3 separate regions of the Homo sapiens genome follow, and all the other regions are linked to region 1. Evidence: read pairs that join two places in POLR2A ChIA-PET (ENCODE). Cell type or tissue: Panc1. All regions are shown on one strand.

The links. ChIA-PET counts read pairs that join two places held together with the same protein. Peaks named below come from ENCODE experiments on the same cell type or tissue, not always from the same donor. Only the 100,000 strongest peaks of a DNase experiment are listed, where the experiment ranks them.
Region 2: POLR2A ChIA-PET joins it to region 1 with 13 read pairs; 1 of 35 experiments calls an interaction of 5 or more read pairs at or near these places.
Region 3: POLR2A ChIA-PET joins it to region 1 with 13 read pairs; 1 of 35 experiments calls an interaction of 5 or more read pairs at or near these places.

Annotation. Positions count from the first base shown.
Region 1 is chr7:3,589,178-3,597,177 of GRCh38, reverse strand. The region is part of intron 1 of SDK1 (sidekick cell adhesion molecule 1); the gene reads right to left. Among named protein-coding and RNA genes, the nearest start is that of SDK1-AS1, 240 kb to the right of the region's middle. In Panc1, CTCF peaks have their summits at 4,017 and 4,223 (motif pointing right); DNase peaks (open chromatin) are centred at 4,037, 4,237 and 4,347; H3K4me3 peaks cover 2,243 bases; H3K27ac peaks cover 7,988 bases.
Region 2 is chr7:2,775,799-2,783,798 of GRCh38, reverse strand. All of the region lies in intron 2 of GNA12 (G protein subunit alpha 12), which reads left to right. Among named protein-coding and RNA genes, the nearest start is that of GNA12, 65 kb to the left of the region's middle. In Panc1, no CTCF peak of the experiment used is centred here; no DNase peak of the experiment used is centred here; H3K27ac peaks cover 844 bases.
Region 3 is chr7:3,255,979-3,263,978 of GRCh38, reverse strand. All of the region lies in intron 2 of SDK1-AS1 (SDK1 antisense RNA 1), which reads left to right. Among named protein-coding and RNA genes, the nearest start is that of SDK1, 41 kb to the left of the region's middle. In Panc1, no CTCF peak of the experiment used is centred here; no DNase peak of the experiment used is centred here; H3K4me3 peaks cover 1,132 bases; H3K27ac peaks cover 5,580 bases.

The sequences.
Region 1 (8,000 bases):
GCCTCGGCCTCCTGAGTAGCTGGGACTACAGGCACCCGCCACCACATCCGGCTAATTTTTTGTGTATTTTTAGTAGAGACAGGGTTTCACCGTGTTAGCCAGGATGGTTTCGATCTCCTGACCTCATGATCCGCCTGCCTCGGCCTCCCAAAGTGCTGGGGTTACAGGTGTGAGTCACCTCGCTCAGCCTGTAACCTACTCTTATACCAGTTTTGGCCAATCACAGGCGGCCAGTGTTCAAACTGTGTTCAAGTAAGGCAGACGCTAAGCTGTAACCAATCTAGCTGTTTCTGTACCTGTACCTCACTTCTATCTTTTATGGTGCTTTCCTTTTTCTGTTCATAAGTGTTATCTGATGATGTGGCAGCATGAGTTACTCTGAACTTAGGCTAGCCTGGGGGCTTCTGATTCCAGAATTAGTCTTCGCTCAATTAAACTCTGCTAAATTTCCTTTGTCTGAAGTTCTTCTTTTAACATTTTGATTTCCTTCATATGAAATTCAAGCACAGGTAATATTTATCTATTTGAAAAGAAATCAGAAAAACGACTGCCTACAGGGATGGAGATTAATTGGAAGGGCCTGAGGGAACTTGCAGGGGTGATGGAGACGTTCATCTGGAGTGAGGAGGTGGTCACAAAGTCCATGCGTTTGTCAAAACTTACCGGCTTATGCACTTAACATCTATGAAATTCTTTTCATGCTTTCTGTACATTTTACCTCAATTAAAAATCCTTAGAGCAGACATCTACCCATTGTTACAGAAATGGAGACACACTTTCCTCAGTCACTGCCTCGAGCAACTTTACCACAATGACTGTGGTTTGTTCTGATGGTCACTGGCACTGTCAGACTTACTCTCTTGTACCAATTATTGTGCTAAGGAGACTGCCTATTACTGAAATTTCATTTCTCCTATTACTGTTTAACTCTCATGCAACCCAGCCAGATGGAAGAGCCAGCAAGATGACAGCTTCTGTTACTACCCCTGGAACGACAGACTGAAACGCTCCAAAATGCGGAACTTTTTGAGCACCAACAAAGGAAATGCTCACTGGAGCATTTCAGATTTGGAATTTTTAGATAAAGGATAATTAATCTGTGCTACCTAACAATTATTGAGCATCTACTTCATACCAAGGAGGAAATATTTTAATAAATACTATCTGAAATGTTCTCACAACGACCGCATCAGGTAGATGGTATGACTTAAAAAAAAAAAAAAAATACCCATTAGACAGGTTAAAACACCGAGCCAGAGTGGTTAGTGTTGACTAGTAACTAGACAACATAAACAGACTGTAACCTCCTTTTTTGTTGTTGTTTTTTTTTTTTTTTTTTTTTTTTTTTTGAGATGAAGTCTTAACTCTGTCGACCAGGCTGGAGTGCAGTGGCACTATCTGGGCTCACTGCAAGCTCCGCCTCCCGGGTTCATGCCATTCTCTAACAATTAGACTCGTTCAAAGTCTAACTTTGAACTGGTAACTTTGACTAGTTCAAAGTCACGCAGGAAGTGGCAGAGTCAAGGTCAAACCCCTGTGGTACAAATACTTCCATGATCATGTCACTCTGCCTCACTGCCCCTAAGATTCAGAATGTAAACTAAAAATGAATAGAATTATAACTGCATAATTAAATATTATCAGTAGTGCTGGTGAGTTTTATTAAATATATCGGAGGCAACAGTTTATGTTTCTGTTTCAAAAATGAGAAAATATACATACAAATATGCCTCTTACCCAAGACCAAGCAAAGTCCAGATAACTGTTATTAGAAAAGCAATCAAAGATAATCCATGCAGTAGCTATTAATATATATTTCATGCAGGGGACATTTAATAAATAGGGTAGAAGTATATAAATGAATTTATATATAATTTTTTACAAGCAAAATATCATAAAGTTACGAATAGGGTAGAAGTATATAAATGAATATATATATAATTACAAGCAAAATATCATAAAGTCACCAATATGGCAGAAAAAAACAGTGTTAATTAGCTAGCTGAAAAAGCTCACATTATTCAGGCAAGATTCAAAAAAAAAGTAATCGGGAGAAAATTGGCTGCATCTGACTTCAATCTTCTACGCGTTGCTGAAATCAAATTGGAACTCACTGTGGTGGCAACAAGGGTATTTTCCATCTTTCCAATCACCCATTTTTGTTAAATTAAAACATAAAAGCAACTAGAGATTAAACCAAACAAAATGAGTGCTCTACACATAAACCTACTAGAAAAACAGTAAACCCTATACATTAATGATGATTTAGCTTTACCTAGAAATAACATTTTCTTTTAATGAGATGCAGGTATGATTCTTTAAGTATGCTTGATTTTAAAACTATCCTCACTCTTGCCCCTCTAATGAAAGCAGGGACTGATGGTTCTTATATCAGTATTATCTCTAAAACAGTAAGCAATTTTTCTTACAATCAATAGTATATTTAGACTAATAAGCACAGGAAAAATGTTCAATGTCATTAGTCACTGGGAAAATTAAAATCAAAGTCACAATTAATGAGGTAACCCACCCAAACCACCCAGTAAAGTGACTAGAATCAAAAAGACAAACAATTACAAGTGTTGGCAAGGATGTGGAGAAATCAGAACCCTCATACATGACCGGCGGCAATGTAAAATGGAAATGGTTTGGCGGTCTCTCAAAATGTTAGGTATCAAGTTACCATACGACCCAGTAATTCCATCCTTAGGTATATACTCAAGAGAAACGAAAACATACATCCACACAAAAACTTGTATTATCAATGCTCATAGCAGCATTATTCATGATAGCCAAAAAGCAGAAACAATCCAAATGTCTATCAACTGATAAATGGATAAGCAATATGTGGTATATCCACACACTTTATTAATCTGCAATAAAAAGGAATTTGGGTGTTGACACATGTTGCAACATGGATGAGCCTTGAAAACACTATGTTGAGTGAAACAAGTCAGTGACAAAAACCGTCTATGTATGATTACATTAATATAAATGTCCCTAGTAGGCAAATCTATACAAAGTAGGTGAGTGATTACCTGGGAAATAGGGAAGCAGGGCAGAGAGGCAGGAGGAGATAGAGAGTGACTCCTAGTAGGTACATGGTTTCTTTTGGGGATGTTCTAAAATTAGATTATGATGATGGTTGCACAACTCCCTAAACATGTTAAAAATCATGAATTACACACTTTAAAATGGTGAACCCTATGGCTGTAAATTATATATCAATAAAGTTGTTAAAATGATATATTTAGGAAACAACAGTTTATGCTAGGCATGGTAAGTGCTATTATCTTCATTCTTTTACAAATGAGAAAACGGGCACACAGGGGTTCAGAAAGAGAAAAGAGCTGCGAAGTGGCAAAGCCAGAACCCGGAACCTGTCTCAAGAGCTTACGTTCTCACCCACTGTGCCATATGCCCTCTTGCGTATACACAGCTTTTTGTTTGGGGGTGTCGCCAGTGGCCAGTGAGCAGGAGGAAGGGAAGGGAGATTGGAGGGGAATCATCCATCAGTTGATTGAAGCTTGCATATACATTCTTAAAGACTCAAGAGGTTCCCCAGTAAGCATGGGTGCCTATCTTTTAGTCCAGGTCCTTAGCTGAGGCTAGTCAATGCAGTACGGCAATAGGAAAGACAAACATCTTGAGAAGCTGTCTTCAAAGTTTTCTTCAAAGGAATGATGTTCCAAAACAAGTAGAAGTATACAAAGATGAGCTGAGCACTTCCAAACCACCAAGGTCTTTGAGTAAAGCTAGGTTTGGAGAACGGGGCAGCTGATGCATGGTGAAGCTCATGTGCATCACATACTATCCCCAGACCTGGGGGCAGGAGATTTGAGAAACAGCCCCACCTTGTCCCCAGTGCTCCATGCGCCCTACACCAGAAAGGGAAGCACAGGGGCAGTGCTTCTATGTAGAAATAAGACAAAAGGCCACTTTTCAAAAGTCCAGAGGTGCTGAGAAAAGGGCTGCTGCATAAATACGTTCTTAAAGTCAAGAAATTAACTTGATGATGAGTAAGACTCCTTCAAATAGTACCTAACACACTAGCTTACTGCAGATACTGCACCAAGTTAAATATGTTCCCCATTAGCAGGACAGAGGCAAAATTCTCTTCTGCATCTCCACTGATTTCCACTTGCAACACTCGTTTTGTCCAGGTGTCAGCAATGCGTTTCCACAGATGGGTAATCTTGTCCTAGGTACAAGTCCCAGCTGCCCAATGCCCTGCAAGCCTGCAGAGGGCAGGAGGACAAGGACTCCAGGTTATTCACTGGCTGGTTTTCACTTTCACATATTAATCAGCAGTGCATTAAAAACCCATCAGTGTTTCAAAACACAACAAACATATACTTCCTAATAATCAGATCATATGTTAAGGTGTGGCAATCTGAGCAGATTCTGGAGCTACGATAGAGCAAAGTTCTTTATATAAAGCGGTGACATTTACCCAAGCAGGATTCCCACAGCGCGAGTCCCCACGCTTCATCAGCCTGCTGTGCATTATACAAAGGCATGGAAACGAATGTCTGGTAGCAGTTAGGAAAGGAAACAGAACACCAACATAAGTAAACAGAGGGTAAAATCCAGCTCAGGGAAAAATAAATAAATAACCTTCACTGGGCAGAATTCATCAGCAGCAATACACAAACAGCATCATTAAAATGTCGCAAGAATGACGAGGAGGTAGAGAGAAAGAAAAGGGCAGTGAGCAGAGTGATAATTATCTGGACTATTAAAAGACTTAAAGTAGAAGGCGGTTTCTGAAATTTGCACAGGCTAGATCCTTGCATTTTGCAGGGATTCCTTCTCATTTTGCAGGGATTCTGTTATTCTGGAACATCTGAATGTAAGGTGGGGGAGAGGGGAGAAACGGCAATTATATTTTTAAATGGCACATAATCTTTTACGATAGATAGCTGACATTTTATAGTAAGAAATCATTTTGATTTCACACTGTTGGGTGATTCTTATAATGACTTGAGGAGCTCTAAAGAAATAAAGTATCAGCAGGCGGTCAGTCAAACACTAAGAAATTCCTCACTCCACAGGCAGTAATCAGGTTGAAATACTTCCTCCATTACTTCCAAAAATAGAGCTGATAGTGATACAAAGGGCTTCCCAGTTTCAAAACTGTAATTTCCACAAATGGTAAAAATATATTCATTTGTTTCTGTATAGAACTATCTGTAGCCTTGTTTGTCATCTGTATCCGGGCATCTAAGAGAAGTCACCTTTTGTGGAAATTTATTGACCCCAGTCCTCTCAAACTTCAGACACCACCCCAGGTTCCCTGTATCTGATCCTTATGCACTCAAAGTTTGAGAATCACTAATTTAAAGGTTTGCCTCCCATTGGATAAATTTTGCAAGTACTTTAAAAATGAGCTTCATGTTTAAAATGCAAACAAAAGCAATATATGAACACCTCTGCACATATACACACATGCCCCACACGAGTGCAAAGAATACAAATAGCTTCCAGCGGCCATGGGCCCACAGTGATCATTAACACTTCCCACCCATCAACGTACAGCAGACCCACTGCAAATCTACCAAGATATAAACTAAAAAGGCACTGGTCGCATGTTCTTTCAAAGGAAGAGGCCCCAGTGATTACTGCAATTTGTTTTTCTGAATGTCAATGTGAACAGCCAGTGCAAAATATTTCTTTAATTTTATGACTTTCACAACGTGGCCAAAGCCGAAACCTCTGTGCAGACACATAAAGGACATCCAGGCAGGAATTAATAATGGGAAGGTCTCCCCTAGGCGGCCAGTGATCCTTCCCAGGTCAATCAGATGAAAGTACTAAATTAACAGCTAGGTCATGCTGTGCCCTGCAGGCTCAGAGCAGTTTAAAAAGGGGCTACTGGGAGGTTTCAAAAACTTAGGTCCTGGCACTCAGTATTATGACACTGCAAAAGGAAAAAGGTAATCCTTATACTAACTGCCATCTGACACATAAAAACATTAAAGATAAAGGTTAACACCTTGAACTGCCTACAGGTTGATAGGAGCTGCCTTCATCAGAGTATCACAACCTTAAAGTTAAAATGTTAAAATACAGGAATCTACCTTTAAACAAATAATATGATTAAAGAATGATTATCATATAAACCGTTGTTCTTAACTTTGCACATTAGGATCTCCTGGGGAGTTTTTTAAAATGCTCTACCAGCCTGGGCAACATGGCAAAACTCCATGTCTGCAAAAAATACAAAAATTAGCCACGTGTGGTGGCACATGCCAGTAGTCTCAGCTACTTGGGAAGCTGAGGCAGGAGGATCGCTTGAGCCTGGGAGGTCAAGGCCACAGTAATCTACGATCATGCCACTGCACTCCAGCCTGGGGGACAGAGCAAGACCAGGCCTTAAAAAAAAAAAAAAAAAAAAAAGTGCTATACTCAGCCCTCACTGCAGACCCATTAAATCTAAAGGTCCAGCAGTGAGGCTCTGTTATCAGTATTTTTAAGGTTTCCCTTGTGAAGTAAATGCGCAGCTAAGGATGAGACTATTAAAAGGAACTGGAGGATACCACATACAGTTATTTGAAATTTGCAATCTTCCCCAAAATATCTTTAGACTTTTCATTTTAATTAATAGATTTCTGTTGCCCAATGCAAGGAATTACTGTGATTTAGTGATTTCAAACTTATTAGCATTCACATTTTGGAAGCTAAATGAAATATCTTAAATCGTCAATTCACTTGTTGGTATAGTTTGTCATTAAATTTGTTACATGATGTAAAACTAAAAAATCTTTGTTCTGCAGAGTTTGATTTTCCAATTTATCCATAATTTGTCTTTGCTATTGTATTTTGTCTATAGTATTATTCATTCACACTTCAAAGCAAAAAAAAAAAAAAAAAAAAAGGAACAGGAAAGGAGGTGAAAGTTGAAATATACCCATTTCTTTACATCAAATCCACTAAAATTCAACTTCTGCTCCAGTATCCGTAACAGAAAACTGAAGAAACATAAAGAAACTGAACCCAAAGGTTTGGGAGCACAGCCTGAGGCTACCTGCTATAAGCTTTACATTCCAATTTTAGTTTTCCATTTTATAAGTCTGTAATAGTGTATCATCTATCCCCTAACACATACGTATTTACACTAATAGGAAAACTAATTTTCCAATCACTGTAACTCTCACGTATATCCTGGCCTAGCACCCTGTAAAGAGCTCAGGAAGCACATGACTCAGGTCAAGTGCAGGCTGTGACATGCACAGCACAGACTCTGCATAACCTCAATATTCCATCTGTTATTGCTTATTACTTGGCTTATTCCTCACAGTCTGGGTATTATGCAAATATTATAACTGTCTTCTGATATGGTTTGTCTGTGTCCCCACCCAAATCTCATCTTGAATTGCAGCTCCCATAATCCCCATGTGTCATGAGGGACCCAGTGGGAGGCAATCGAATCATGGGGGTGGTTTTTTCCCATGCTGTTCTCATGACAGTGAGTCCTCAAAGATCTGATGGTTTTATAAAGGGCAGTTCCTCTGCACATGCTCTCTTGCCTGCCTCCATTTAAGACGTGTCTGTACTCCTCCTTTGCCTTCCACCATGATTGTGAGGCCTCCCCAGCCATGTGGAACTATGAGTCCATTAAACTTCTTTTCTTTATAAATTACCCAGTCTCAGGTATTTCTTCATGCAATATGAAAATGTACTTCCAAAAATGGTGCTCACAGCAGCCAATAGTAATATACGCAAAACCTAAAAGACATGGGGAGGCGCCATGGAGGTGGTGCTGGTGCACGGGAAGAGTCTGTGCACTGACATCAAAAGACCCACACCACCTGTGAAATAAGTACTGATGTCAAAAGGCCCATGACAACTGGGAGATCAGTACTGACGTCAACAGGCCCACGCCAACTGTGAGACCAGTACTGACGTCAAAAGGCCAACACCACCTGTGAGATCAGTACTGACATCAAAGAGTCCGCACCAACTGTGAGATCAGTACCAACGTCAAAAGCTCCACGCCA
Region 2 (8,000 bases), 810 kb after region 1:
GCAAGAGAATCGCTTGAATCCAGGAGGCGCAGGTTGCAGTGAGCCGAGATTGCCCCACTGCACTCCAACCTGGGGGACAGAGCAATACTACATCTCAAAATAAATAAATAAATAAATAAATAAATAAATAAATAAATAAATAAATAAATGTGTTACAGCCTCTAAGCACTGACAGGATTGTAAAGCACCACCAGGCGAAACCTTACAAGAGCCTGGTGGGAGAAGCAGAGCCTGAGCTGCAGTTTCTGACAGATCTTTTGGGGGTCCCGAAGTGGAGGTGGAAATGAAGTTGGGGGATCTGATAGGAGACTGCCGTGTAATGAATGGGGACCTCAGAGGGTGAGGATGAATGGAAAGGATACGCACAAAGAGGGGACAGCAGAGAAGCAGGGCAGGGAGAGGGAGGAGACAAACTAAATCCCACCCATGGGCCAGCTCCCCGGGAGACCTGTCACCCACATACCTAGCACCATGGCAGTCCAGGCAACCCCTGTGCGATGGATCCAGTTTAAAGTGACACCAAACAGATAACATACCCAAGTGCCTGGTAGAAGCCAACTTTCTCTGGAAAGACACTTTAACCCTAAACCATGGAGATTCCCCACAGATGGTTTCTTAGGGGCAGGGGCATCACAGAGACAGCCAGACTCCCAGGTAGACAACACAGTGCCTGGAACCAGAGGCTGCAGCAGACGGTGGGGTCAGGTCAGACCTACATGCTTCAGATATTGGACTCCGACACCGGTCTTTAAACAGCTGCCCTAACTTGTTTAAAGATAAAAGTTAGAAAACTGGACACTATTTAAAGTGACATGGCATATGTTTAAAAGAACAAACTAGAAATTCTAGAATTGAACATTTAAAACTAAAAAACTCAATGGCTATGTTAGGCAACAAAGTATTAGTAAACTAGAAGAAATAATGGAAGAAAGTATCAAGAATGTAGAGCTGAGAGACAAAAAGGGAGAATATAAAAGGTCAGGAGGAAGGAGGATGGGGTCAGAAGGTGTAATGCACGTTTAACACTGAGTCACAGGAAGAAAAGTCGGGGCAGCACCATGTTTGAAGTGACGGTGGCTGGTAAATCATATCAAACAGTCAAGAAACCCAGTGAATCCCAAGCAAGATTAAAAAAAAAAAACCAAAACACTATAGACATAATAAAACTGCAGAAAACCAAACACAAAGAGGAAAATCTTAAAAGCAGCTACAGAAAAAGGTAGACGTGAACTTTCAAGGAGTGACAGTTTGACAGCTTTCTTCCCAAAAGCTACAGCAGGCGCCAGAAAGAGTGGAATGATATCTCGAGGTGGTGTCTACAAGAGAGCTTAACTCTCAATCTAATTGAGTTTTGTAAAATAGAAGGCAGAACAGAGACATTTCCAAACACAGAGAGTTGATGGGTAGCAAATCCTCCCAACAGGAATCATAGGAACTACACTTGAAACAGGAAGAATGTGATTTCTGATGGAAGGTTTGAAATGTGTAAGAAATAATATGAAGACTAACATCTCTTTTTTCTTTTGTTTTCACTTTTGGTGTCAAAGCTAAGAATTTGTTGCCAAATCCAAGGTTATTAAGATTTACACCTACATTTTCTTTTTATGTTTAAGTTATTTTCTATTTAGGTTTTTGGTAAATTTTGAGTTAATTTTTGTATATGGTTTGAGGTAGGGGTCCAAATCCATTCTTCTACATGTGGACACTCAGTTGTTCTAGCACAATTTGTTAAATGTCTCCTCTTTCCCCATTTAATGGCATTCTTGTTGAAAATCAATTGGCCATAGATATGTGGGTTTATTTCTAGACTCCAAATTCTATTCTCTCAATCTATACATCTATGCTTATGCCAGGAACACATCACTTTGATTACTGTAGCTTTGTAGTAAGTTTTCAAAGTGGGAACTGTGAGTCTTTGAGCTTTGTTTTCTTTTCCTCATTGTGGTTTTGATTTGCGTTCCCTTGAGGAGTAATGATGTCAAGTTGTAGTTGTTATTGATGAAGAATAACATGGACTTGCTCTATCACAGAGATTAGCAAACTTTGGCCTGCAAGCTAAATTTCATGTAGCTTATTTTTGTACGCCCACCCATGAAATAAGATTGTTCTTTACATTTTTCAAGGCTTGAGAAAAAAGAATATACAGTAAAGACAGCTACATGTCTTTAGACCCACAAAGCCTGAAATATTTACCATTTGGCTGTTTACTGGAAAAGTTTGCTAGCCCTTTCTCTAATTATCAGATATTAAGATTTATCTTTTTAAGAACTTCAATACAGTGGAGGTGTTGGTGCAGAATTAGATAAGTAGAGTAGTCAAACCACATAAAGAACAATGAAATTGTACCCTACACACACACACACACACACACACACACACACACACAGACACTTACTTTGAAATGGATTAGAGACCAAATTTGAAAGGCAAAACCATGTATTTAACGTGTGCGTGTGTGTGTGTGTGTATGTATATACACATATATATGAGAGAATCTTCATGATCTTGATGTAGGAGAGAATTTCTTAAAGAACTAAAAGTACAAATCCAAGAGGAAAAGATTAATAATTTGACTCCCATAAAATTAAGAACTGCTGTATATTTTCAAAGATAGCACCAGCTGTGACAGTGAAGTCATTTGCTATCTGTAACCTACAAAGGTGTGAGTATCCAGAAATAGGCAATTCAGTATGAGTTACGGCTTTCAATAGGCACTTCTGAGAAGAGGAGATGATATTATGATATACTCACAGATTTGCAAAAATTAAAACGTGACAATGCCAAGAATTGGCAAGGATGTGGGATGACAGGAACTCTCATACACTGCAGTGCTGGTGGGAACACAAGTTGGTTTCTCTAGTTTGGAAAACAGATGGGTATGATTTACTAAAGTTAAGATATGTGTTTCCAGTGGCTCAGTAATCCCAATCCTAGGTATGAAAAGCCATGTATGTAAATGTTCATAGCATTATATATAATTGAAAAAATCCAAATGTTCCTCAACAGTAAAATGGGTGAGTAAATTGTTTTTTTTTAATTTCTGAATGCTGCAGGAAAAATGAGCAGAGGACAGCTCTCAGCAATATGATCAATCTCACAAACATTATGATGTTGGCCCAAAGATACCAGACACAAAAGAGTACATATAGTGTGTTTACATTCATACATAAGCACATATATAGTGTGATTACATTGAGAATTCAACCACATTGTTGAAGAGTGCATACACAGGAGATAAAACTACTGGAAAGGATACCAGCATCAAGACAGTGGTTGCTTCTAGAAGACAGAGCGAGTGTTTTGATAAGGGTGCTTCTGAGGTGCTGGTTGCAGTCCATTTGTTGACCTTTGTGATTGCTATTTTATCGGTTAGTGCATGTATCTTTTATGCATTTTTCCTATATTGTTATAATTTACAATAATAATTTTAAAAAGGAAAATCAGATCAATATGCAAAGATTATTTGCAAGGATGTTTATTGTATTGCTTATAAAAACAAAAAGGAAACAACCTAATTATTCACTGGTAGGGGTTGGTTGACTAAACTGGAATACTGACCATGTGATAGAATATTGTCCAGCGGTTAGAAAAGCTGAGAGAGAACTCTCTATGTTGACATGGAAAGAAGTCCCTGACGCATCAAGTGAAAAAGTGAGGTAAGTAGCAAAATATATATCCTGTTTCTGTTTAGAAGGGAAAACAGGCATATATATATATATATATATATATATATATATATATATATATGTACACAGAAATGTGTAAAAAACTAGTACGTGGTGTAAGTACATCCACTGAGCTACCTCAGTTGTTCTATTTTTCTTATTTTTATATATGTTTATGAAAACATTCACTTTCTAAATTATTTTTATTTTTAACTGTGGCCAAAACATGTATTATTCGCCAAGCCTGCTGGCTCACTCCTGTAATCCCACCACTTTGGGAGGCTGAGGTGGGCAGATCACATGAGGCCAGGAGTTTGAGACTAGCCTGGCCAACACAGCAGAACCCCATCTCTACTAAAAATACAAAAATTATCCAGGCGTGGTGGTACATGTCTGTAATCCAGCCACTCAGGAGGCTGCAGCATGAGAATCACTTGAACCCCGGAGGCTGAAGTTGTAGTGAGCCAAGATCACACCACTGCACTCCAACCTGGGTGACAGAGCAAGACTCTGTCTTAAAAAAGTTAAAAAGTTTTTAAAAATGAAGTGTTTTTATAATCAGAAAAGGCCATGAGAACAATTTTAGAGTGAATTATAAAAATTACTGTGACAGGAATTTTTTTTTTTTGAGAGTCTCACTCTGTCTCCCAGGCTGGAGTGTAGTAGCGTGATCATAGCTCACTGTAGCCTCGAACTCGCAGGTTCAAGCAATTCTCCCACTTCAGTCTCTCGAGTAACTAGAACTACCGGTGTGCACCACCACACCCAACTTATTTATTTATTTATGAGACAGGGTCTGGCTCTGTCACCCAAGCTGGATTATAGTGGCGCAATCTTGTTTCACTGCAACCTCTGCCTCCTGGGCTCAAGCATTCCTCACGTCAGCCTCCTGAGTAGCTGGGGGACTACAGGCATGCCACCACATCAGGCTTTTTAATTTTTTGTAGAGAAACAGCCATGTTGCCCAGGCTGGGGTCAAACTCCTGGGCTCAAGTGATTCACCCGCCTTGGCCTCCCAGAATGCTAGTATTACAGGCAGGAGCCACCACGCCCAGCCTCAGCTAATTTAATTTTATTTTTTGTAGAGATAGTCTCACTGTGAAGCAGTCTTCTTGCCTCGGCCTCCCATAAAGTTTATGTATTATTCCTGAAAGAAGGCTTACAGTTGAAATAATTCTGGTTAAATATAACGTACCCTTAATCTGAAAGTTTCAAAGGGTGGTAGTATCAACCCCATTCCCCATCCACTTTTACCAGATTTCAACAAATTTAATCAGCTTCCACAAGAACTGAGTAAAGCCCAGGGAATGAGAAGAGCCCTGGACTCTCACCATTTTCGCTACATATTATTGAAGCTTCAGTCCTTAGCTATCAAGGAAGGCGGTATTAATACCCTCCTTTTAGACTGACTCTGAGAGATGTGAAAACATCTAGCACCATGCTTAGCAAGTAGTATTTGTTTACCTACCTGGCTCTCTGATTTTGAATTTCTTTTGTGCTCAGCAGTGGGCTATGAGCTATAGGAGGAACGATTTTCTTCCATTCATCTCCCTGAGAGCCAGGGGTCTGAACTCCTGAAGTAGGGGCCTGTATTACCCAACTTGTGGAGAGATGATCACAATTTAGCCTCCAGCTCTATGTAAGTAGGGAGCTGTTGGTGTGAGTGTCATGGAAGAAATCAGACTTTAACTTGGGTGGTTTTGAATGAAAGATGAAATTCTCAAAAGAGATAGGAGGGAGGTGGCACAGATGGGCTGATGCAATCCATAAGTGGTGATCGGAGACTCAGAAGCCAGCCTGCTCTTGTGAAAAAGCAAGGCCTGCCCTATTCTGGCTGTTCTTAGGAGAGGTTTTGTGAGAATTTTGCGTTTAAGCCAAATGAAATGCTTGATTTATTAAGTTGTTATGACTTTTTTCTTTTCTCTTTTTGAAAAAATTGTGGCGAAATATGCTTTTTTTTAAGTCTCTTCTCACTAAACCTTCTAGCAGACCAGTATTAACAACTGGACACATGTATCCCAGCGAGTCTTTGGAAAAGACTATGCCGCTAAGGCGGCATAGTGTAGCTCGTGTTTGAGCATTTCCTCGGAGACATTCCTGTGATGTGAGTGCAGTTGTGATTTGCTGTTTGGTAAATAGGAGATTGAAAGGCCCTCCTCTTCTGAAGTTGGAAGACATCTTTGCTGGGATCACCAGGGACACCTCACAAGTTTTAGTTGATCTTTTTAAAATTTCCTTGCTTATGAGTTCAAGGTTTAGAAACAAATCTGAGTTTATTTATGAGCCTTTCACATCTGAGTGGGCAGATTCCCCAGGAGTAGTATTTTCATCATGTTTTCTGTCTTAGCTGGAGCTGCCATAACAGTTCCACACACTGTGTGGCTTGAAAACAGACATATATTTTTCACAGTTCAGAGGCTGTGAACCCAAGATCAAGGTGCTGGCCGGTGGGGTTCCTGGTGAGGGCTCTCTTCCTGACTTGCAGACAGCCACCTTCCTGCTGCTTCCTCACATGGTGGAGAGAGAGAGAAGCTCTGATGTCTCTCCGTCTTCTTATAAGGGCACTAATCAGGTCATGCTCCCACCTATGACCTCTTCTAACCCTAATCACCTCCCAAAGACCCCACCTCCAGATACCATCCCACTGGGAATTAGGGATAGGAATTTGGGGAGGCACAGCCATTCCATTCATAACAGTGTTGTGATATTGTGAAGTATACATTTGGTCTTCCTTTCCATTTCCAAACATATAGCTTCGCCCTTTCAGGCATCTGGTATAATTGAACTAAGAGACAATATCATCTCTTGTTTTGAAGCTGCTTTCGAGGTATTAATATACCATTGGATTTCTATCATATGGCCCATTTATTCATTCCGTTACCCTCTGCTACTAGTCCTCCTTTTCTTCATTTATACCCAAGCGTCCACGTTTGAAAGGAGCATTAGGTTCAGTCACTGTGCTGGTCTGGATTGCAGGCAGCAATAACCTAGCCAGTGTCTCCCCTCAGTCCACTCCCATTCAGATAGGGTAGGGCTACACAGGTGCAGGACTAGGGGGCTGTATTTACCACCAGGAAGTACAGCTGCAGTCACCGTGAACCCCAGTTCTCCCAGATGGGGTAAAGGCACAACCCACCCCCATCAGGTCCTTGGAATTCCAGTGTAAGGTTTATTCTTATTTTATTATTGAGACAGAGTCTCTGTCACCCAGGCTGAAGCACAGCTGCACAGTCACAGCTCACTGCAGGCTTGAACTTTCAGGTTCAAGTGATCCTCCCACCTCAGCCTCCCAAAGTCCCTGGATTACAGGCATGAGCCACCTCTCCTGGCCCCGACGTAAGGTTTAAAAACAGTACAGTTTCTTGCTTAGGAACCAGCTCTGCTTCCAGCACTGGGGTTGCAAGACCTGGTCCTAGGATCACTGCACCAAGTGGGAGCAGGGTGGCCAAGCTGAGGTGATGCAAGGAAGGAAGAAAAATGTGTAATCCTTATGCCAGCCTGCTCCTCTCTCGGCAAGAATTGTGTGGTCACACCAGCCTCCTTCCCAGCCCCTCTTTCCCTGATCCACAAAACAGGAACATCGAATGGGGACGTCCTTTAGCCGTTGAATGTGGGCCAGCCCTTCATGCTTTCATCGCCCCTGTCTTAGCCAGGGTTTTAACTCCCCGTTCCGCTGCTCTGTCAGACTCACTCCGAGGAGGATGCGTCTCTGCCCGTTGTTGGACACCGTGGGATGTACAGTGTGTCCCCTGGTCTGAGGAAATGACGGTCGGTGTCCAGATCCGAGCAGTGTCTTCTGTTCTGTTCTTTCTATAGCACTCTGAGCACTGGCCTCTTCCACCAGGCAAGCAAAGCCCAGTCCAGAGTCAGTGTTCACTCTGGTTAAGACCCATTTGTTGGCTGGGCGCGGTGGCTCACACCTGTAATCCCAGCACTTTGGGAGGCTGAGATGGGAAGATCACTTGAGCCTAGGAGTTAGAGACCAGCCTGAGCAAGGATTGCTGAAGCCCAGGAGGTTGAGGCTGCAATGAGCGGTCTAACCTGGATGACAGGGTGAAACCCAGTCTCATAAAAAAAAATCAAAAGACCCATTGTTAGCCCCCAGGGCTATACTTGCCAGCTGTGTCCAGGGCCTTCCCACCAGGGGAGCTGCCCCATAGCCACCGGCAGTTTCTGTCTCTCCAGCTGGCAGGCAGAATGGCTGCATTAAGCCTAGCTGTACGGACCTTTTCCACAGTACGGGTCTGGGCCCTGTGCCCCTGGGTAACCTGTCCAGGTAGTGTGAGGGATGAAGGGAGGGGAGGACTCTGCCAGCTCTGTGGGAGGCTCCTTAGG
Region 3 (8,000 bases), 330 kb after region 1:
GACTCTGATGAACTTCACCAGCAACAGGGAATTCTCCCTCCACTGCAGATAAAACAATGACAATATGGAAGTGAAAAATGAATAATTCAAAAATGGAATTCTCTGTGGGGCTCCGTGCAGTGTGTGTTTCTGTGTGTGCATGTGTTTTATACAAGTCTCTGTTACTTTTGTAGTTTGGATTGGACTTCCGTCGGTCCATTAATTTTGTTACTGGATCCCACCACTTACCCAAAATTAGCCTTTGGGTTGGGTGTTTCTGCAGTATAGTCCCTTCTGTGGACACCAGAAAGATATTACAGGAAAGGGGTCCTGATCAAGACCCCCAGAGACGGTTCTTGGACCTGGTTGGGAGGCCGAGGATCACTTGAGGTCAGGAGTTCGAGACCAGCCTGACCAACATGGTGAAACCCCATCTCTACTAAAAATACAAAAATTAGCCAGGTGGGCCAGGCACGGTGGCTCACGCCTGTAATCACGCCTGTCATCACAGCACTTTGGGAGGCCGAGACAGGTGGATCACCTGAGTTCAGGAGTTCAAGACCAGGCTGGCCAACATGGTGAAACCCTGTCTATACTAAAAAAACAAACAAACAAACAAAAAAAAAAACAAAAATTAGCTAGTCATGGTGGCCTGCACCTGTAATCCCAGCTACTCAGGAGGCTGAGGCAGCAGAATCCCTTGAACCCAGGAGGCAGAGGTTGCAGTAAGCCAAGCTCTAGCCTGGGCGACAGAGCTAGACTCCATAAAAAAAAAAAAAAAAAAAAAAAAAAAAAAAAAAAAAGAAGAAGAAGAAGAAGAAAGAAAGAATTAATTCATTAATTCAGGATGAGCCCGTAAAGTGAAAGCAAATTTATTAAGAAAGTAAAGGAATAAAGAACGGCTGCTCCATAGACAGAGCAGCCCCAAGGGCAGCTGGTTGCCCATTTTTATGGTTATTTCTGGAAGATATGCTAAACAAGGGGTGGACTATTCAAGCCTCTCGTTTTTAGATCGTATAGGGGAACTTCCTGACGTTACCATGGCATTTGTAAACACTCATGATGCTGGTGGGAGAGTGTAGCAGTGAGAATGACCAGAGGTCACTCTTGTTGCCATCTTGGTTTTGGTGGGATTTGCCTGGCTTCTTTACTGCAACATATTTTATCAGCAAGGTCTTTATGTCCTGTATCTTGTGCTGACCTCCTGCCTCATCCTGTGACTTAGAATGCCTAACCATCTGGGAATGCAGCCCAGTAGGTCTCAGCCGCATTTTACCCAGTTCCTCTTCAAGATGGAGGTGCTCTGGTTCAAATGCCTCTGACAATTTCACGGATGGATTCCAGGGACCTGTGAGCAGTCTCTGGAAGTCTTTGGCTAGGTGTGGTGGCTGACCAGGAACTGTGGCCCACCTTGTAGTTCCCACACATGGGGAAGCAGACAGGTAGAGTGTAACCCACCAACCACTGCACACGCAGGAAACAGATCCCATGTCAGGACGCTTTGTAAGTGCTGCATGCTTCCAGACCAGTGGAGAGAACCCATCAGCACGTATCTGTAGCCTTTACTTTTGCAAGAACATATCGCCGCATTGTTTGGTAATTTAACATTTTTGACAAAAACAACTTGAAAGAGATGATGTTAAAAAATGCTGGCAGGGAGCACACAGGATTTTTAGGGTAGTGAAACCTCTCTGTATGATCCTACAATGTCATTAGACATTTGTCCAAACCCAGAGAAAACACACCACAACCAAGAGTGAACCCTAATGTAAACTCTGGACTCTGGGTGATGATGATGTACAGTGTAAGGTTCATCAATTTTTTCTGTAAACCAAAAATAAAATTCTAAGTCCTCCAGCCATCTAAATGGACCCCTCCTCTTGGCCAAGAGCATTCCAAAGCTAACCTGAAAAAACTAGTTCAGGCCATGTTGGAAAGAGAAAGCCAGACATGCCTCATTATCCCCTCCTCCCTTTTGGAATTGCTGATAAAACAGACTCTTTAAGTCTGACAAGAAACATTTACAATCTATTCTCTCTAAAGCCTGATATCTACAGGCTTCATTTGCAGGATAAAACATTGATCTGGGCCAGGTGCAGTGGCTCAGGCCTGTAATCCCAGCACTTTGGAAGGCCGAGGCGGGCGGATCACAAAGTCAAGAGATCGAGACCATCCTGGCCATCATGGTGAAACCCTGTCTCTACTAAAAATACAAAAATTAACTGGGCGTGCTGTCACGCACCTGTCATCCCAGCAACTTGGGAGGCTGAGGCAGGAGAATCGCTTGAACCCAGGAGGTGGAGGTTGCAGTGAGCTGAGATCGTGCCATTGCACTCCAGCCTGGCAACACAGCGAGACTCCATCTCAAAAAACAAAACAAAACAAAACAAAACCTTGGTCTCCACAACCCTTTATCATAACCCAGACATTCCTTTCTACGGATAATAACTCTTTCAACCAATTGCCAATCAGAAAAATTTTAAATCTACCTATGACCTGGACGCCCCTGTTTCCAAGTTGTCTCACCTTCGCATCCTGAACCATTGCATATCTTGCCTGTATTGACTGATGTCTCATGTCTGCCTATGATGTATAAACCAATTGTACCCTGACCAGGTTGAGCACATGTCATCAGGACCTCCTGAGGCTGGGTCATGGGTATGTCCTTAACCTGGGCAAAATAAACTTTCTAAATTGATTGAGACTTGTCTCAGAGACTCTTGGTTTCCATTACAAATGTGCCACGATGGCAGGAATGTTGATAGCGTGGGAGGCTGTGTGTGTGTTGGAGAGGCAGACAGTATATGGGAATTCTCTGTACCTTCTGCTCAATTTTGCTGTAAACCTAAAACCACCCTAAAAAATAAAGTCTGTTAAAAAAGCAAACACATCAACAAAACTACAGTGGGTCATCCCACCACAAATCTTTGATGAAATGAGTTCAACTTAACCTTTTTTTTTATTAGCCATGCCATAAAATTTAAGTGTATTTTTGTTCTATTTAATGAAAAAAAAAAAGATGCTGGCAGTGAATGAGGGACAGGAATGAAGGGCACGTATAACAGGTAAACCTTAGACGCTTGTCTAAAAATAATACCTACATCTCCCTTTTCAGCTTTAATTATTTTAACACCCCTTGTGAGCTGTCTGAGAGCTGAGATGTGAGCATTCTCAGGAGCCTCTCTGCAGCCCCTGACACTTGGTTTTTTCTTTATTTAGAGCCGACATCAGGAGAGGAAGAGAAATGGGAAACTGAGGGCCAGGAGGGAATTTGGGAACATTTTCAAATCCACCTACAGCTGTCAGCAGGACGCCGGCTCCCTAAACAGCTGTGGGTACAAAGGATCCTGAAATCCACTCCAAAAACTTAGATCTCCCTCCCAGCTGCTTTGCAGGGCTCGGGGAGTTAATGATGAAGTTCTTCCTTATGTCGAGCGCAGAGCTCCAGCCTTCTGATTGGATGAGTGCTGAAGATTAGAAAACGGCTTCTTCGGAGGAACTCCAGAGACATACTGCTGAGAAAATGAAGTCAGCCATTCACGAGAATATACCGTATGATTTGGCGTGATTCTGTAGGGTTTCTGCACTTTAATCCCTTTGTGATCGCCGTAAATATGTTACAGGAAAGGGGTCCAGATCCAGACCCCAAGAGAGGGTTCTCGGATCTCGCGCAAGAAAGAATTCAGGGCTAGTCCGTAGTGCAAAGTGAAAGCAAGTTTATTAAGAAAGTAAAGGAATAAAGAACGGCTGCTCCATAGACGGAGCAGCCCCGAGGGCTGCTGGTTGCCCATTTTTATGGTTATTTCTGGATGATATTCTAAACAAGGGGTGGATTATTCATGCCTCCCCCTTTTAGACCATACAGGGCAGCATCCTGACGTTGCCATGGCATTTGTAAACTGTCCCGGTGCTGGTGGGAGTGTAGCAGTGAGGACGGCCAGAGGTCACTCTCGTGGCCACTTTGGTTTTGGTGGGTTTTGGCCGGCTCCGTCACTGCAAGCTGCTTTATCAGCAAGGTATTTATGGCCCATATTTTGTGCTGACCTCCTATCTCATCCTGTGACTTAGAATGCCTTAACCATCTAGGAATGCAGCCCAGTTGGTCTCAGCCTCATTTTACCCAGCTCCTATTTAAGATGGAGTTGCTTTCATTCACACACGTCTGACAATTCCTTCTTGCAAAAGACAAAACGCAGGCCATGCATGCTGGCTCATGCCTGTAATCCCAGCACTTTAGGAGGTTAAGAAGGGAGGGAGGTTTAAGGTCAGGAGATCCAGACAAGTCTGGGAAACACAACGTGAAAGGAAAATAAATCTTGGGGCCCCCAAATCACTAAGCTAAAGGAAAAAGTCAAGCTGGGAACTGCTTAGGGCAAACCTGCCTCCCATTCGACTCAATGTCATTCCTCTGTTCACTGAGATGAATGCGTATCTGAATGCCTCCTTTGGAGAGGCTCATCTGAAACTCAGTAGAATACAACCAATTGTACCTGGAAGCCCCCTCCCTACTTTGAGTCATCTGGCCTTTTCTGGACTGAACCAATGTTCATCCTACATTTGTTGATTGATGTCTCACATCTCCCTAAAATGTATAAAACCAAGCTGTGGTCTGACCACCTTGGGCACATGTTACCAGGACCTCCTGAGGCCGTGTCATGGGCTCGCATCCTTAACTTTGGCAAAACAAACTTCCTAAATGGACTGAGACCTGTCTCAGACTTTTGGGTTTCACAATAGTGAGACCCCATCTCTGCAAAAAAATAAAAGAGATTAGCTAGGTGTCACGGCACACGCCTGTAGACCCAGCTACCTGGGAGGCTGAGGCCGGAGGGTCACTTGAGCCCAGGAGTTCAAAGCTGCAGTGAGCTGTGATTGCACCACTGCACTGCAGCCTGGGCAAGACAGAGCAAGACTGTCTCAAAACAAAACAAAAAAACCATACAATCAATGGTGGTAGATATCACAATAGTGTTTTTTCTTTGCTGGGGCTGCCACTGAGAGGAAATTTCTGGGATGCTAGATTCTATACCCTTCTCTGGAGGAATTCACTCTGTAAAGATTCATCATGCTGTATCCTTGAGAGGTGGGAATTCGCCATATGTGGGTTACATCTCATTAAGTTATGCCTCTAGATGATCTTGATCTCCTTCTTTATCTAGCTCATATACAATGACAAATGTGGAACATACAGAAACATATAGGGAATGGTGGGTTAAATGCTGCGTACTCACAATTCGACTTTTACAAGCCTTAACATTTTGCTGTTTCCTCCAAATTTTTTCTTGTCTTTTAAAGAAATACAACATCACAGGTAGTAATCGAAAGCCTGGATGTCTCTGTTTCTGATCACACTGTTTGCTCTCCCTCTCCAGAGGTAACCATCATCTTGCGTTTAGTATTTTTCATTTTCATTTATGTTTTTATACCTTCCCAACATATATATTTTATGTAGCCATCAAAGATACATTGTGTTGTTTTGCAGGCTTTTAAACTTTATATGAATGGCATCGTAGAGTTGGAACTCAGCAACTCGCTTTTTCGGGCAAGAGATTTTGTTCTGAGAATTATCCATGTGGATTCACGTAGCTCTATTTCCTTCATTTTAACTACTATATAGTGCTCCATCGCACAAATACACTGTAATTTATTTATCCATTCTCCTAAAGATATTTAAGTTGAGTGACAAAGACTACTGGTTGCTTCCCAAATACTTTTTCCCTCCTTTAGTAACAGATACGCAAAGCAACAATGTGCCCAGCTAAAAGCCTACATTTCTTTACCTCTTTTGCTTCCAGGTGTGGCTACACATATATTCTGGTCACCACAATATAAACAGAACTTTCAGGGGAGGATATATGAGAGCGCTTCTCCAAAGAGGGACAGACTGGGGCATTCGCTTTTGCTCTTCCTCCCTCCCTCGCCCTCTTCTGTTGATTGGAATGTGGATTTGATAGCTGGAGCTCCAGCAGCCACATTAGACCATGCAGTGATGCTGAGGATGAAGCCTCCCTCCTCAGTACGACAGAGCAGGAAGACAGAAGGAAACCAGGTCCCTGGTGACTTTGTGGAGCCTTCATCCCAGCCTTGGATTGATTGATTGATTGATTGATTGATTGATTTTATTTATTTTTTTGAGACGGAGTCTCACTTTGTTGCCCAGGCTGGAGTGCAGTGGTGTGATCTTGGCTCACTGCAACCTCCACCTGCTGGGTTCAAGCAATTCCCTGCCTCAGCCTCCTGAGTAGCTGGGATTACAGGCACCCACCAACACACCCAGCTAATTTTTGTATTTTTAGTAGAGATGGGGTTTCACCATGTTGGCCAGGCTGGTCTCGAACTCCTGATCTCAATCCACCTGCCTTGGGCTCCCAAAGGGGTGGGATTACAGGCGTGAGCCACTGCACCAGGCCTCAACTTTTTTTTTTAACTTGAGAGAATAAACCTTTCTAGAGATACACTTCCATCACTAGCAGCTGAACATTATGTTATCATTACTGACAGAGCATTTGGGAATTATTAGAAACAATAATGCAATGGACTTTCTTGGACCTGTGTTACTATGAAGCTGTGTAGGAGCTCCTACAGCGCATGGTGACACAGTAAGAAATATATATTTGGTCTTCCTATGGTTCCTGACACAGAGCTTCTAAAATCCTTGCAATTTCCTGAGTGATAGCGGTAGTGGAGCTTCTTTCGTTATTTATGACAAACTTCTTTCAACCATACCTGAGTTCATGCTAATAAGGTGACTCTTGGTGGGCCCCTAGATAGCTTCAGGATGGGGGCTGGTCGTCAGAAGAGCCAACCCTGTGATTAGAGGGTGGGAACTTTCAGCCTCACTCCCCCAGCCCCCCACTCACCTTGAGAGGGGAGAGGGACTGGAGATTGAGCTAATCATCGATAGCCAAAGATTTACCTATCATGCACATGTAATGGGACCTCCATAAAAACCCTAAAGGATGATGTTCAGAGAGCTTCTGGGTAGATGGACACATGGAGGTGCTGGGAGGATGGTGGGCCTAGAAGAGGGCTGGAAGCTCCACGCCGCTCCCCATACCCCACCCTCGGCACCTCTTCCACTTGGCTATTTCTGAGTCTTATCCATTTTTTTTTTTTCCAGACAGGGCTTCACTCTGTTGCCCAGGCTTTAGTGCAGTGGCATAATCATAACTCACTGCAGCCTCTGCCACTCAAGCTCAAGTGATCCTCCCACCTCAGCCTCCCAAGTAGCTGGGACCACAGTCCCACACCACCATGCCCAGGTAATTTTTTTTTTACTCTTTTGTAGAGAAGGGATCTTGCTATGTTGCCTAGGCTGGCCTCCAACTCCTGGGATTAAGTGATCCTTGCACCTCAGCCTCCCAAGTAGCTGGGACTACAGGTGCATGCCACCGTGCCTGGCTAATTTTTGTATTTTAGTAGAGATGGGGTTTCGCCATGTTGCCCAGGCTGGTCTCAAACTCCTGGGCTCAAGAGATCTGCCCACCTCGGCCTCCAAAATTCTGGGATAACAGGTGTGAGCCACTGTGCCCAGACTCTTTTTTTATTGTTATTTAATTGAATAGTGACAGGTCTTGCTATGTTGCCCAGGCTAGTCTTGAACTTTGAGTTCCAACAGTCCTCTGGCCTTGGCCTTCCAAAGCACATATAACATTTTTAATAAGCTTTGAAAGTTCCTTGATAAACCATCTTGGGATTGAATTCAATTTATAAATTAATTGGAGAGAATTAGTCTATCCTACTACTATAATTATTATATTATTATGTATAATTATAGATTATATCATATTATGTTGGAAGAGAATTTATTATATTAAGGATTCCCAAGCTCGTACAGGCATACCTCAGAGATATCATAGGTTCAGTTCCAGGCCACCTCAATAAAACAAGTCATGCAAATGTTTTGGTTTCCCAGTGCAGACAAAATTTGTTTACCCTATATTATAGTCTATTAAGTGCACAATAGAATTTTAGAATATATATATATGTATATTTAAAAAACCAGTGAACATGTCTTAATT